2 separate regions of the Homo sapiens genome follow, and region 1 is linked to region 2. Evidence: chromatin loops called from intact Hi-C (ENCODE). Cell type or tissue: dorsolateral prefrontal cortex. All regions are shown on one strand. Each heading gives the region's core, and the rest is flanking DNA. Links, peaks and the distances in the headings are about the cores only.

Region 1 (8,340 bases), core at 145-8,144, 110 kb after region 2:
GCTTTGCTTTTTCCATAGTTGGACTAAATGCCTCCCTTCATGACTCCAAGACCAGCTCCAGTGGAATGTTTTAGTGAAATGCTCACTTGGCTTAGTTTAACTTTGCCTTAAAAAATGATCATTCCATGACTTCTTTGAAAATTTTGTTTAATGATTTTGTGATACTGGGGCAGGTGGGGCAAGAAAGGAACAGTATAAAGGATTTGGCAACTGAATAGACCAGAGTAAAATATTATTCAGTGTGAGCTTCTGTTCTTGTAAGAACAGAAAAATATCCTCTTAAATTTTTTTTTATTATTTGAATAATATTAAACTAAATGCTTATAATAAAGTTAGGCAGAAACATTTAGAAATTATAATTATAATCCAGTTTATTTGTTTAAGAAACACTTGTATGCTATATACCAGGCGTTGTGCTTGGAACAAGTTTTTAAAAAGTAATTTTTAAAGCCCTTACAACCTATTCAGCACACACACAAACACAACTGCATAATTTTAATTCTTTTTCAGTTTGATAGTAGTAATCTTCCCTTGGGCCAACACATTTTCTTTTAGATTCCACTGAGGTGGTTTTTTTTTTTAAGGTAGTATGTAATATTTTAATCTCTTGCCATCTTTCATATTTGACTCATCAAGAAAAGGTTGTGAAAAGTCTTAGTTTGCCCTTTTTTTATCTTACATTTTTTTTAATCTTACATCTGCATTGCCACTGACAGGAATGCCTTAGTAATATTCCTAGAGATTCCAGATGTTCTTCAAATTTTACCGTATGCCTGCCACTTGGAAAGTGTTCAGTATAGTATATGTTGCTTTTTTTTTTTCCAGAGTAACTTGATTATAAATTACAGACAATGCTCTGTAAGTAAGTTAAACACCTAGCACCCAGATCTTGGTTTTGTTGTTGTTTAACCATTCTACATTAAAAAGAACCAGGGTTCCTTGGAGAAACATCTGATTCTAGGACTAGGGCAGGAAATATACAAGACAAGCCTGGAGCACCTTACAGTGTCAGAAGGCAAGGCAGTTCTCAACAACAAAACAATAAAACAAACAGAACCCAAAGACCACAGTGATGGGGATCTGTCAAAAAGACACAGAAGCCAACTGAAAGAGCTCCTAATAGCCAAAGCTGAAACATTTGAGCAACAAAAGCAAGTAGTATTAGATTATAACCCACAGTATAAAATAAATATTTATGACTCCAAATGACGTAAAAAATGATTGAATAAAAGAATAAGTAGGCGAGACTAGACAATTTTTTCATGCAAAAGAACAAGTCTGCCCTCAAGGAGGTGAAGCATAACTCCCTACTCCTTAAGTTTGCCCTGTGTATAATAACTTCTTTCCAAAGAGTAAAATAAGGAAAGGTAAATTAGAGTCACTTTAGAGTATAGAACCCTGACAAACACTGCCCCAGCCAGGTGGTCAAGGTTAATATCAGCAGTCATAAGTCATAATAGATAGTATGTACTCTTGATGTGATAAGAGTGGCACTTTAACTCTGTGCTCTTTCTCCCAAACACCCATAATTGTATGCTAATTATGAAAAAAAAAATTAAACAAATCACAATTGCAGAACAGCCTATAAAATACTTAACTGGCACACCTCCAAACTATCAAGGCTAATAAAATCAAGAAAAATCTGAGAAACTGTCACAGCTAAGAAGAGCTTAAGGAGACATGATGACTAAATGTAATAGGGTATCTTGATGGGAACTTGGAACAGAAAAAGGACACTAGGAAAAAACTAAGAAAATCTGAATAAAGCATGGACTTTACTTAATAACAATATATCATATTAGTTCATTAATCATAACAAATATTGCATACAAATTTATTGTCATTAATATTTGGGGAAACTGGGCATGAAGTATATGGTAACTCTTTGTATTATCTTCACAATTTTTCTCTATATCTAAAACTATTTTAAAATAAAATTTTATTAAAAGAAATCTAAATATGTGATCTTGTGAGTAAGTAGAAATTCTGTTATCCACCTTTCAAAGTTGTAAGATCTGGTACTATTTGAGATAATCTCAGTGTCCGGAATCACTGCATTTTGAAGGTATGAATGATTATATGTCTTGGTGTGTCTTGGAGGCACTTTGCTAATAATGCTTTTTAAAAAAACATTTGTAAAAACAAAAGGTAATGAGCTGTCCATATTCAGAGACATTAATTCCTTTGGATCCCTCAGGCAGCATTACATGTCCTGGTAAAAAGCAATGGATTAACTCTGTTCTGTCCAATACTGTAGCTATTAGCATATGTGATTACTGAGCACTTGAAATGTAGCTGGATAAAACTGAGATGTGCTATTGGTACAAAATACATACTAGATTTTAAAAACAAAAGCAAAATATTTTGTTAATAGTTTTTTATACTGTTTACATGTCAAAATTATGTTTTGGATATAGTGGGTTAACTTAATATATTGTTAAAATTTATAACACTTGCTTTTTTTTATTCTAGTATGGCTAATTGTAGCCACTTGAAATTTAAAAATAGATGTGTGGCTCACATGTCTATTAGACAGTGCTGGATTAAGTGGATCCTCGGAGACTGGAAGAGTTAATGGATTTCCCAAAAGCAAACAACGTCCCTCAGAGAAATTGTCAGACTCTGTTGTGGGTTTCTAGGCTCTCACCACAAATAGCTGGATATGTGCAACATTAAGGCAATTTCCCGGAGATGACTCTTGCCACCATGAAAAGCCACCTGCAGTGACAAGAGGCTTTCTTGATTTTTCTCTCTTATTTCCTTGAAGATTGTGCTTAAAAAGGAATGTTGGAGAGTAGTTTCTTGAAGGATTTGTGAGTGAGGAAATTAAAATGTATAAGGAAATATGAACCACTATATAGAGCACTTCTAATGCTACCTTTTTTTTTGGATGGGTTTGCCTTGGAGTTGGAGATGTAGTTTTTTCCAAACCTCTTTGGCACAACATATTTTAAAGCATGAAAATATTCTAAGGCAGTATCCACATTACAATAAAGCAACTGGCAGAAAAATGAAATGTTAACAACTTAGTTGTTTGGACTACAGAGACTATCAGACAACCAACATGAACAATGCACAGGAGACATCTTACTTTGCTAAATGTAAATTTCCTCTTGGTAGATGAGTGAGGAAGAACAAGTTCCAGCTGGTTGGCGGGCAGGCGGAGGGGTGTGGAAAATGTGTGTGGGTTTTTTTTGAAAAAAATTATTTTTAACAAAATTGTGTTTTTTAAGTTGTATTTCCTTGAGTACATTATCTTGAGAAAAAAAGAAAGAAAAGCCAAACAGAGTGTTTTAGTTTTACATAAGTAATATAGGTAGATCTGATCATAAATTCCTAAATTTTACCAAAGTTTGTCATTATAAGCAAGATAAATCAATTGTCAGTAATTACTGTCACCCTCTGCTCTGAGTGGCTCTTAGAAGGAAATTATGTGAAGAGAGATAAGCCCTGTTTTTTCAAGTAAGAGCCTTGGGGAAAGGGCTCAGGGTACAGCTTGCCTCACTCTGATGGGCAGAATTGAGTGTTGGATGTTAGGAGACGACAGCATAAAAATACTGTGTTATAATTTATGATTTGACTATTCATGCAATGCCACTTACGTTGGCACTGCAGGAGATTTACCTTAAAATTATATCAAATAACCTAGGCTAGCAATCTATGTATTTACACATGCAAGAGATGGATGAGAAAGTGGAGGCACAGGAAGCCAAGTTATTTGTAGTTGTATAGTCACACAGGGGTTCTAGACCGGTGGTCTATAATCCTAGGCTCTTTGTATGAGCCTTCTCTGCCTCTCTTACAAATACCATGCACAGCTATCACACCTAACCAGTGTACTAGAAGATTACAAGACACCTAAATGCCAGGTTGGAGAAGCACAGGTTGATTGAGCTTGATTCTTTAAGCTGAAAGCAGAAAGTCTGCTTCTACCTTTTCCTGTAGTCTCCTGGAGAGACCATCCCTCCTCAGCATTATGGGAGCTGCTCTTTGTTAAAGGCTCTGTCTGAGTGGTGTATTTTTGCCTCAGAGGCTCAATTTGATCAATTCATATGCCTATGTAAAAACCACCAAGCTTCTAAAGCGATCACATTAGGCTCACGGTGGGAGTCTCTACACATGAAGAGCAGGACATGTGTCCACTGCATTTCAGCATCTGTGCAGGACAGCCGTGCGTGCTGCTCTGCCCTGGGCAGAAGCTGTCTCAGTTGGCCTGCTTTATTCCAGCTCTGAAACCCAAGTCCCATGCTAAGGGCCAGAGGAGAGGTTCATGCTGCATTAGGCTAGCTCTGCTGAGAAAGGCTGGAGAAACACATCAGTAATAATTTAGCACTCAGCAGCTGCAAGAGTGCAGGCCCCTGCCAAGTGCCAGCCTTTGGTTCTCCTCTCTACCAGGCAGTAGCTAGTTCATTCTCTGGGCACTCAGCCACATTTCAGAGAGAGCCGTACTGGTGATGGCTGGGACAGCACAGACACACAGGACAGCACAGACACATAGCCCCCTCAACAAGGCACTACTGTGAACTATCCTGCTGCACAAACTGTGTTTAAGAATTGAGACGTTAGCAGCTAAGAGGATACAGGGAATGGTTGACTTAAAGAATTATAAAGCCAGTGATAAAATATAAAGTTCTAAATAAACACATTATAATAAGCAGAACATGATTTAGAATACATGCTGCTGAGTGGCTTCTAAATGAGACCCAATTTTAAATACACAGATTCTGGAGCTCAATTTGTTTCCTAACTGAAAAATAAATAAACAATCCACCATTTCCTGTCAGATCCCAGGGTGGTTTCCTGGAACCAAAAGAATCAATCATTCCAAACATAAGATAATCAATGTATTGGAGTGGGGGCGGGGGCAGGAAGGGGCGGGAGGAGAGGTAGGGTTTATGAAGCCTTGGCTGCCTCAGCAGTGTGTAGAAGGCATCTCAAATCTACCCAACATAAAATCTCATTCATATCCCCCTAGTTTTTCACCCTTAATCTCATCTAGATCAGATCTATGATTTCAACGACAAACCTTGTTCACCATGGCATTATTGCAGCACTCTATTTTTATTGGAAATGGCAGCTCTTATTCCAACAGACCCCTTGGCTTCTGTGTGTGGCAATCTGAGTTTGTGTCAGTTGTCAGCCTAAGGGGTTAAAATTCATTTTAAATAGCAGCACGGTGGGTGCAATCCTTCCTTTCACTTGCCTTGGGAATAATTTAGCAATCTGCATTTAAAGTCACAAAGTCTATTTGGGTTTGAGAGAGCAAATTTTATGACAATTAGACTTGTTTTTTGAAGGTGAAGGAAAAACCAAAATGGCCATTTAATAGACATTGAGCTAATCTGACATGTTGCAGGAAAATTTTTGAAGGCTAACAATAGGTTAATTCTGTAATACTTAAGATAGATGATAATGCTATTGCAGTCAACATGTTTTTTAAATCTGTATACTTTTTTTTTTTTTTCAAGAAAGAAAGAACCTTGAAGCATCCTGTGGTCTTAATCTCTTAGGCGTTCTAAGGAATTCTTCAGCCAATTAATAAAGTGCCCCTTCACTTGAAGTCTATGAAAGCCAACATTTGTGGTGAGCAGGGAACGTCAGTTAATCACATATTAGGGATGATTCCTTTGTTCATTGTGCAAAAGTGGTTTCTAGCAGACATTCTTATATTCCCATACACAATATTTATCTTCTGAAAGCCAAACGAATTCAAACAAGCCAATGTGACCTTTAAATAGTGTTTTTTTTCTGTCTCTTGGAAAACAATTAAGGGGTTTCACTATATTAGTGGGATTTCCCCTTTCTTCAGTCTTCAAAAGATTTTTCTTTCATCTTCTTTTTCTTTCTCTCCAGCTACAAAATGTGCTCATTACGGGCCTGTCAGCTACAAAAGGGAGACTTTTTCTTTTTCAGCAGGTATGAAAATCTCAATAGCTTCTTTAATCTCCAGAGAGTTCTCTTCTGCTCTATTTAATAAAACTCAGCACTTCAGTTATCAGAGTCATTAGAAGGAAGCAGGATTGGAAGAAGGAGCCTTAATTTATTTTGGTGACATATGTAATTAAACCATTTTTTTCCCAATGGCTCTATATTTTTCCACTACCTTTTTTTTCTTTCAGAATATTTCTGAAGAAAATCTCCTCATATGGAAAATGAAGATTAAGCAGCAATAAAATAAAATACCCACTCCTTCAGAAGCCAAAATAATTCTTTTACCAGGCAATTAGCACAAATAAGGGCCAGGATGCCATTCACCCCCAAATAAACCTGATTCCCTTGAATATCATTGGCACTTTTTTTACTGTCTTTTTCTCTCAACTAATCTGAAACATATTTGATGAGCCAAGTTTGCTCGATGGTCCTGTACAAAAGGATGTGAGTTTGATAACATTAAAGGGCTACAAATCTCTGTGCACTGTAGACATGACAGAGAAAGTGGATAAAGTGCATCTTCTGAAGCTACAGTCAGAAATCCAGCACTACGTTAGCACATGGCAACCAAGCTCAATTAATTATTTTTTTCTAGTTAATTATTCCTTAAGGAACCAAAAAAGTTAAAAAGTTGCAATTAGTTGAAAATACAAAATATTCTAAAAATTATCAACCTTAGGTCTGGGGGAAAGTGGATTTCAATGGCTCTCCACTGTCACCCATATCTCGGTACCCCAAAATTTAGTGGGTGTGTTATAGAATAAGCCCTCCCCCTAATCCTAACTGATGATTAATTCAAATGATTTTTTTTTTTTTTTTGGAGACGGAGTCTCGCTCTGTTGTCCAGGCTGGAGTGCAGTGGCACAATCTCGGCTCACTGCAACCTCTGACTCAAGGTTAATCCATCAATTGATGATCATTCCTTGTACAGTCAGCTGGTGTTTTGTGACATTCTTCACATGCAGTTGTCGATTCAGTGTATTTAATAAACAGAAACAAAAGCTCTGTAACACGAAGCAAAATTTTCTCTAACTTGCCCTTAGTATCCAAGGTCAATTATTTTATTATAGCTATATAGATTAACCTGACAATCTTTATTCCCTAGAAATCAATGCTAGTTCTCAATAAATCTCTATTCTATATGTAAAATATATTTAAACATTAACTTCTATACATTTTTTTCATATTTTTCCACTATATTATTAAAGTGTTCAGGGCTACAATTTCTAGTCTTTATGGAATGAAATCAGAAACATGAATTTCATTGAGGAGTGAATTGGAAACCTGTGAAGATTACGGATGACATATGCACCATATGGAAAACATTGTTCAAAATTCAAATTATACCTTTCAAGTGTCTCTCACATCTCAATATGGTTTTGTTTTTCTAATATAAAAAGGTCAAATCACTGGTATTAGGTGTCTTTTGCCTAGATTGGATATCCTGCGGTACCAAGAGTCTTTTTTGTTTTGTTTTGTTTTTCTACTTCCACATCTCCTGGTATTAGTCTATTCCTTCTCTCTCCCCAACCTACCTCATCCCATGCATTCTCTTCTTCCTGTTCAGCCTTCCTTACCAGAAAAAGAAAACAAAACTCATGATGTCATGGAAAAGTCAACCAAAGTAAACCATCGTGACAATTACGTGGAAAACAACAAAAACACAAGTAATTAAAACTAAATTGTAAAGAAAGAGCCAAGATTCCCAGTAATCTGAAAATAAGAGGGGGAAAATCTCACTTTTAAAATTTATTTAAAATGTACAAAGACAACAAAATAGGATATAGGGTAGGTGGCCACAAATGCTGGTGGAGTTTCCTCTAGATCTACTTAAGGAAACACCACATATGTGGTATAGCCAAAACCAGTTTCCCTGGCAAGAAGAGAGAGTAGTTATTATACGAGTGCCACTTTTTTTTTTTTTGAGATGGAGTTTCACTCTCGTTGCTCAGGCTGGAGTGCAATGGTGTGATCTCGGCTCACCGCAACCTCTGCCTCCCAGGTTCAACAATTCTCCTGCCTCAGCCTCCCAAGTAGCTGGGATTACAGGTGCCAGCCACTACACCCAGCTATTTTTTGTATTTTTAGTAGAGACAGGGTTTCTCCATGTTGGTCAGGCTGGTCTCAAACTCCCGACCTCAGGTGATCCTCCTGCCTTGGCCTCCCAAATTGCTGGGATTACAGGCATGAGCCACCACACCCGGACAGTACCACTTTTTTATACAAACATATTTCACTGGTTTCAACACTGATAGCATTCATTGTTGCTTTCTTCTTTTTAGTAACATTTTCATTTATCTAGCCTACAAAAATCTGAGGTATATGACATGAAGAGTTCTGACCCTGGTGTCAAACCGTCTAGGTCTCAGCCTGGAGCCACCACTTTCTAACACTGTGACTAGTCACTCA
Region 2 (8,340 bases), core at 47-8,046:
TCAAAAATGTGTTGGAATCTCTGTTCAGATGTTAACTCTCTCCAATTATCTTCTTTGTTAATGAAATCCATTTTTTGTTACTTTTATATATCTTAAAATCACTAGGATTTCCAGGGAGTCCTGAGATTGATGGGAAGTTTGTTGCTCATTCTACTCTCTTGATCCGGAACTGACATCACAAATATTATTGTTGAGATCACTGCAGATTACCAGTTAATGACTTATCCCCCACCCTGCCCCACCCCGCTTCTTGATTCTGGAGCAATTGACAACAAAGCTAAAAGTCTTGTCTCAAAAAAAAAAAAAAAAAGACCACACATAAACAGTGACAATTGATGCATTATCTCTTCCAAAAACAGAAACCATGACTAATAGATGTTTGACTCTAATTGCTTCAATCAGTTAAGTCATTCCTTCTTCCTAGGAGGAGAAGTAAGAAGTAAAGAGAATAGCTGGTGCTTGATCCCTGTCTTAACCCATTTGGGGTGCTGTAAAGGGATGCCTGAGGCTGGACAGTTCATAAAGAAAAGAGGCTTAATTGGCTCATAGTGCTGCAGGTTGTACAAGAAGCATGGCACCAGCATCTGCTTGGCTTCTGGTGAGGGCTTTTGTGCTGCATCAAAACATGGCCTAGGAAGTCAAAGGGGAAGCAGGCATGTATGAAGTGGGACCAAACAGGAAGTGGGACCTCTCTTTCTTTATAACAACCCATGCTCAAGGGAAATAACCCATTCCCATGAGGACTAATTCTGTCTAGCCAGAAGGAGAACGCACACTCATTACCTGGAGGATAGCACCAAGCCTTTCATGAAGAATCTGCCCCCAGGACCCAAATATCTTCCACTAGGCCCAACCACACCACCACAAATTGGGGATCAAATTTCAACATGAGCTTTGGGTGAGGACAAACAAATAACCAAATCACAGCAGTCCCAAAGACTTGCCTGTGTGGTGAGAAGTATTAGTAAGTTCCTGTTTTTGAGCTGGGTAGGAATACAGAGTGTAACATGGTAGAGATATCCTTTTCCATTTATTTTACAGCTAAAGTACCTGAAACTTTGGAGGTTAAATGACTGGCTCGAGGGTATGGAATTGATAAATGATAAAGTTGGATTCTTAGATTTCTAACTTGGCGCCCTTTAATTCTTCAATGCTGCATCCCTGCTCTATGTTATGGTACTATGACCTCAAACATCAAAACACGAAATCTTCAAAGACGTATTTGATGAAGTTAAAAATATTTATTAATATTTAGAACTATCTTCTCACATGATCACAATACTGTAATTCCTAAGGTAAGAAAGGGAGCTAATATAGTTTAGAAATTCCAAAAAATATACTAGAAGCAAAAACATTTTCAAGTTCTCACTAATCTACAACATCTTATTAACCAGAATTTCGTGCCCTTTGCCTCACTTTTCAGGCTTTCTGGTATATAGTTTTCTAACACAGAAAATATTTTTATTTTCTGAATTTCTCATTTCAGTCTTTGAGTTTCTTAGGAAATAGTTGACTCCATTCCTATAAGTGCCCAGTAGTAAATCACAAGTGTCTGTATTTCTTAGTGCCAGAAAAAGCACAAAACGAAAAGGCTCCCTCAGGAGACATACATGTTGTGAGCTTCCATGACCGGCAGATGGATGGAATTTGGTGAAAGTCCATTTTACATGTGGATGGCTCCTAACATAGCTCTTCTCACAAAATAGCTGGTGATGACATTTGGCCATTTTCATGAAGCATCTCATTTTTTCCTCTGCTCAGCTTGAGATTGGTTCCTGAATTACAATCTCTGGCAGCACAGCTGAAACAGGAAACATTAAGTTGCTGGCACAGAGAAACCCCTTTCCTTTCCTTTACCCTGAGATTCCATTAAAGCATCTCAGCTAAAAGTTTTTATAATAGGTATTTCCATGTATTTGAGAAAAAGGAAACAACTAGCTGAAATAAAGCTTTCTGATGTTTTGTCCTTCATAACAAAAAAAATGATAAAGTAAAGAGAACATACTATCCAGGTAATTTAGCTAATTCAAAACCATATTTGTGACCTGACCATCTCAATAGTTTAGAAACAGTCTTTCTTCCATCATTTCAATATCTATAGAGGACCTCCGATGTGTTATGTACTGGATGACCAGGGCTGAGACCCTACTTTTAAGGAGCTCGTAAGTCTGGAGAGGGAGACAGAAGAATGAACTATTAAGTACAGTATTACATATTCCACACCACGCTGGGATGTGCTTTAGGCAAGTGTAGGAATACAGGATAATGAAGAAGAGCAGCTTATCTATCCAGTGCAAAGGGTAGGGGTGGCATGAGAGATGAACATGATCTTTGAACTTAACCCTAATTTAAAAAAAAAGACAGACTTTCCAAAAAGACAAGATATGAAAGGGTATCCTAGGCAGAAGGAGTGGAATATTTAGATAAGGAGGCATGAAAGAGGAAAGTGTGCTCTGAGCACAAAGCCTTTAGAGCTAGAGCAGAGCATGAGGTGAAGGGAAGGTAGATGACATCAGAGAATGGAAAAATGGTGTTGTTGACATGGCAATAGTTTGAACTTTGTCCTCCAGACCCATCTTTCCGATATCTGTGAGTTTCTTACATGCTTTTGCAGACTGGAATTTCTGGTGGTGCAGTAGAATAAACTTGCATCTCTAATTACTGCAGAATTTTTTCAGTCATGGTTTGAGCACAACTGCATCCTGCCCTGATCATGTGAAGAAGGAAATATTCCCTCATGTTTCATGGACACATGCTTTCCTGAACCCAGCCTGGCACTTCTCTGAGTGGCTTCGCTTACCTGCAGCAACCTGCGCTGCTGCTGCTCCATCCATCTCGGGATCGCCTCCATTCAGTGTTTCGTGTGAGAGGTGGCTCTGTCAGAGGATTAGCCCCCGCTGGAGCTAACGAAACCACATATGTACGCATTGCCCCAAATGTAGCAATACGCCTCTGAAAATGACAAATTCAGAAAATGATCCGTTGAAATTAAGTGGATGGTGACAAGAAAACATTTGTGCATTAGAAACTTAATTCTGAAGGATGAATTATCTACCTACATCATGGTCAGAACTTTAGGTAGTATCTATGGGATGAAAATGCACACATTTAAATTTATATAAATACACAATAATTTTAGAAAGCAGTATAGCATTGAGGTTAAGAGCCTAGGCTCTGGAGCAAATCAGCCTGGATCCAAATCATTGATCTCCTACTAGCCTATTTTTATGACATTATATAGAGAATTATAAAACATCTCTGTACTTCTGTTTCTTTATCTGTAAAGTGGGGGTTATAATAGCACTTATTTATTGGAGTTGTGAGGATTAAATGTAATAGTACGTATAAAGCAATTAGAATAATATCTGGCACAGAATTTATGCTCAGTAAAAGTTAGCTGTTATAATAAGATAAATTGATAGGATAAAGGAAGAAGGAAAAGAGGAGACATAGGGTAACTTGAACAATGGGAATGATAATTGATTGTATGGAAGGAATCTAGAAGGAGGTAAAAGCAAGAATCTAGAAGGAAAGAATCTAGAAGGAGGTAAAAATTGGGGGAAGATCATGAAAGAAGAAAGAATTTCAGTATTTGAGGTGTTAAATGTGAAGAGGTTGTGATATACATAAAGTGAGATGCCAAGTAGTCAGTTGGGTATATGTAAGTTGGAGGCTTATATGAAAGATGGGTGTGAGGATATAAATTTTGGGAACTCCAGTTTACAGGTGAAAGTTGGGGCCATTAGGTTATAGGAGACTGCCATTGAGAGAGTGAGGAGAAAACCCAATTTATCCTTAAGATAATTGCTTAAAATATTCAGATAATTTCCTCTTTTTTCCTCTTTAAGTTAATGCAGTTTTATTTTTCTGATGATGCAAGTAATACATGTTTTCTGCATAAAATTCTGGCTGATCTTCTTAATGGTCATTTTTAAAAAATTGTGATTCTTCCCCACGAGTTAGCCTTTGCTTGAGGAGAAAATCTTCTTGAGTTACCCCACATTGGGACTTTCACCACAAGACAAAATGCAAAAGTACCTCCTGCTCTGTTGTCTTCAGTGAAGGCCAAACAAAAGTAATCAGCTGGAGTTCTCCCCTCCTTAGATGAAAGCCCAGCTGTGTCCTGTCCAGACAGGGAGCTTGGAGCCAAGCGGCGGGGGGATAGGCCACTTACTCTGTGATGGAGGATAAATAGTGGGGCCCTTTGTGCTGCTGGCACGTTGGCAGGGCAGGCTGGTATTAGAGGAGAAAGCCTATGATTACTTCAAACACAGACATTTTCCCTCCAGTGGTGTTACTGTGCAGCCTGGAAGTTAAACTGCAAAGTGACCACCAGGGCACTTCCACGGCTCCAATGCAGCAGCCCCTGGTGAGAAGGAGGGCTACCGCCTGCCTAGGGGTGCTGAGGCCTAGGATCTGTGGCCCCTTCGGAGGGAAATGGATTCAGAAAGTCTTTCCACAGTGAACCTGTGCAAGCCTTATGAGTGCTGTCCCCTCTCCATCTGCCATTTCCAGCTTCTGGATCTGGACACGTCCACGGTAGATAAACCAGCAGGCCGACTCAGCTTGGGCACAGACACTAGCAAAGCTGAGCCACCAACCCCATGCCAATGAGCAAAGTTAAGCTTCGTGAAATCACACAGGTTTTAGCAATCAAAACATCTAGAAAAAAGCAATTTTGATTTCAGCATTCCTGCAAGTTGTGCTTCACTCTTTAGGTCTTATTCTGATCACTAACGTGGAGGACTCATCATATTTTTATGCTAAGAGCTTCTAAAGCTTAATTGACCCTTAGCAAATCACCAAAACAGATGCTCAGTGCCGGTATTATGGGGTGGTAGATGGTGAGCAGAGAATATCTATTCCAATCTATTTCTAAGACTATGACCATTTCCCTTGCATGTGGGGAGGAAGAAACAACCTAATGTTCTCTTTCCAGGCTCTTGGTCAGTTGTTTTCATGCATCTGGTCGCCCTCCTCAGCTGAGATACGAATAGAGATACAAATAGAGGATCTGCTGCTTTTGGCATTTTATTCCCTGCTGCCTCCTTACAGCCAGCTTTAGATTTACCACTCACCCTCAGTTACTCTGTTGGCTGCAATTCTACTCTGCTACTGCTTATAGACCTAACATTCCTTGGACAACTCCTCAGTATTTTAGGAAGTTTTCATGATGTTATCCTGTATTCTCTCTCTCTCTCTTTTTTTTTTTTTTTAGAGACAGGGTCTTGCTCTGTCACCCAGGCTAGAGTGCAATGGTGTGACCTTGGCTCACTGCAGCTTGGAACTCCTAGACTCAAGTGATCCTCCCACCTCAGCTACCCAAGTAGCTGGGTCTACAGGTGCACACCACCATGCCCAGCTAATTTTTAAATTTTCTGTGGCGATTCGGTCTCACCATGTTGCCCAGGCTGGTCTCAAACTCCTGGCCTCAAGTGACTCTCCTGCCTCAGCCTCCTAAAGTGCTGGGATTATAGCATGAGCTGTGCCCAGCCCGTCCTGTATTCTTTGAGTATGCTTTGTCCAAGTGTCGTTAAATGCTGCAGAGGGTTACTGATTACTATAAATCACACCAGGCAAGGCCAACACATGGTGAACTCTCTTCTTGAACCTCCAGAGAATCTAAGTATGTAAAGTTAGAAACAAACAAACAACAACAACAAAGCCATGGCCAGTCTGAAAGCAACTGCAAAACCCTCAAAGATTTTGCCTCTTGGCCACGAAAGCTTATTGTATGGGACACCTCAAATTTTTCACCCACTCTTTCTTCTTACTTTCTTTCCTTTTGCTTTTCTTGGGGTTTCCGATTGCAGGACGGCAACGATGTCACCATACAGAGCTCATGGCAGTTAGTCGGAGGATGCTACTTAAATCCTGACACTTACCCTACATTTACCATCCTCAGTCTTTCCTCAATCTTAGAGTCATGCCTTCGTCTCCCCAAATATCCCCTTCTCTCTCCTATTTTTCTATCACCCTCCCCCTTCAACACATATTTCCATTAGGAAGGCCAAGGGGAAAATAACCCACTAACCTCTAAGAAAAAAAGACCTTGGGTTTTCTTGTTGATGTTGAAGGAAAAAGAGACATCAACAGGACACCTCCTCCATCCCTTTAAATCCTAGCTACTACTAGGATTTGACTGATTTCCAACTCTGAAAAGGCTTCAGAAAATACTCAGCAACTCTGCAAACATGAGTAAGAGAATTTTGATAGATTAGGAACAAATGTTAACAGTCAAGATATTCTAAGAATGTTCTGCCTTTTCTATCCAGAAATATTTCAGTCGTGCTCCCTTTAAAAGACACAATTCGTTGTGTAACATATCTGACCTTTGACCCTTAGGATGTGGGGTATCAGGTGGTGATGGTGGGAGGGAGGCTTTTGCAGTCACTCTCTAGAATGAGCCTCTTCTTTAATAAGAAAAGGGTGGTTCTCACACCAAACATGGGAAAACAAATATTTTGAAAAGCAAACCTTTTTTGAAAAGCAAAAACAAATATTTTGAAAGCAAAAACCTTGGAAAGAAAAGCTTTAATGTCTATAATTCGTTCATGTCGTTTATTGCAATCTAAGTGGGAGTTGACTTGAACACACTGTGTGGGTGTGGGTGTGTGTGTACAAGAGAAGGATTGGGTAGGATTTCCCCCAACTCTGTTTTTTCAGAGGAGTTAAGATGAATTATAGTAAGAGTTGTTTCACTCCCAGAAAAGATTAATTTGGAAAACATTTCTTTTGACACGCTGCTTATAATTAAAGTAATTCTTCATTTTTCTCTGTTTCCTTTAAGTAAAAACTTGTGGCTTTATTTAACCTTCCATCAATTAACTCTCTCAAAGAAAAATAACCCTGAGCCCCATAAACATGCATATTTAATTCTTTATTGACAGAGAACAGAAGAGCAGTGACTGCCACTGGCTGCAAGGACTCCGGCATTACTACAGCTCCCAAGTCAGATACCCTGTGTGCACCAACCTCCAGTTTCCTGCTTTCTCTGGCAGGGGTTTTGATTCTGAAATCCTGCCTCCTACAAGTTTCACCAGTGCATACAGTTAGATACAGTAATTCTACTAAAATTATGCGGTTGGAAATGTTTGCATAGGAACATTCTTCATTCATCAAGCATGTTTCGATCTCTTTTGTGCTAGGCACTGAGGACACACTAGTGAGCAAAATAAACATTATCACTTCCTTTGGCTTGTAGTCCAGTGGGGAAGAAAGAAATTAACCAAATAATTAAAATAATACACAATTAAAAATAATATAAAGCATTATAAAGAAAAGTACTTCTTGCTTTAAGAATGCCACATTAGGGGAACTGACTTATACAGAGTAAGAGTGTGTTAGGGGAAGTTGTCAGGAAAGTTATCAGAAAGGTCTTTCCTGAGGATACGTCTGAACTAAGACCTGAAGGATGACTGCTGTGTTAATACCATGGAATTCCATATAGCAATTAAGGACACATGAAGAAAAACATGTATTGAAATAGATGGCCTTCTAAATCTAGTGTTTGGGAAAAATCAAGTTGCAAAATGATATTATGATATATTGAATTATTTTTTAACTTTTTTTGTATGCCCTGTTCTTTTTGCCATGTGGCTTTGTAGTAACTTCCTCTAGAATTGTGGATTACATATCCTTGCCCCGCTGAAACTAGGTTTAGCTGTATCATTGGCTTTGGTTCGTGAAAAGTGGGCAGAAGTGACCATGTGTCAGTTTCAAGGGAGACCTCAGAGACATGGCGTCTTTCTTCCTATCCTCTTATATTCAGGTGATCTTCTGTGAGATGAGCAAGGCCCAGGTAGCCTCTACCTCTTCATCCCAAACCCAGAACAAACACATATGGAACAGACATGAACACAGCCACACCCAGAAGACCCACAGCCTACTCTGCACAGCTACCTGTCTGAGCCCATCTGATTAACCAAACTTTAGCTGACTTGCAACCTCATGAGTTTGGGAAAAAATGCTTATTGTGAATCACCTAGTTTTGGGGTAGTTTGCTAGATAGCATTGTTGTAGCCATAATCAACAACACAGTTATACAATATAATACCATTTACGTAAATTTTGAAAATCTGTAAAACAAAGCTATGTATTATACACGAATACACATATAATTTAATATCGTAAGAAAAGGAATGGAAAAGAGATGCACCAGAATCACAATAGTCATTAGGGTACAGTGCTGCCTTTGACAGTATCTGAAGTGTTTCATTTCTTAAAAACAAAACCAAAACCCAAAGTGTGATTGGCAAGCTTTTAGACGTCAATAGGGCTAGACGGTAGATAAACAGGCTCTGGTTCAAATATATATATATATATATATATATATTTTTT

Evidence for each region. Hi-C counts contacts between places; a loop is a spot of excess contacts. Peaks named below come from ENCODE experiments on the same cell type or tissue, not always from the same donor. Only the 100,000 strongest peaks of a DNase experiment are listed, where the experiment ranks them.
Region 1: a loop joins it to region 2, with 2.3 times the contacts of the local background. A loop is called at or near these places in 2 of 110 quality-filtered maps.

What each region holds. Positions count from the first base shown.
Region 1 is chr5:83,031,593-83,039,932 of GRCh38, forward strand. No RefSeq gene overlaps it. Among named protein-coding and RNA genes, the nearest start is that of TMEM167A, 42 kb to the right of the region's middle. In dorsolateral prefrontal cortex, for the core only: a CTCF peak has its summit at 4,320; a DNase peak (open chromatin) is centred at 4,399; H3K4me3 peaks cover 1,479 bases; H3K27ac peaks cover 4,144 bases.
Region 2 is chr5:82,918,162-82,926,501 of GRCh38, forward strand. It overlaps LOC107986430 (a long non-coding RNA gene), which reads left to right. Exons shown (of 3, transcript XR_001742771.2): 3 at 6,891-7,196. LOC105379051 (a long non-coding RNA gene) reads right to left here. Exons shown (of 3, transcript NR_188290.1): 2 at 2,801-2,952. Among named protein-coding and RNA genes, the nearest start is that of LINC01338, 62 kb to the left of the region's middle. In dorsolateral prefrontal cortex, for the core only: no CTCF peak of the experiment used is centred there; DNase peaks (open chromatin) are centred at 4,180 and 4,537; H3K27ac peaks cover 1,361 bases.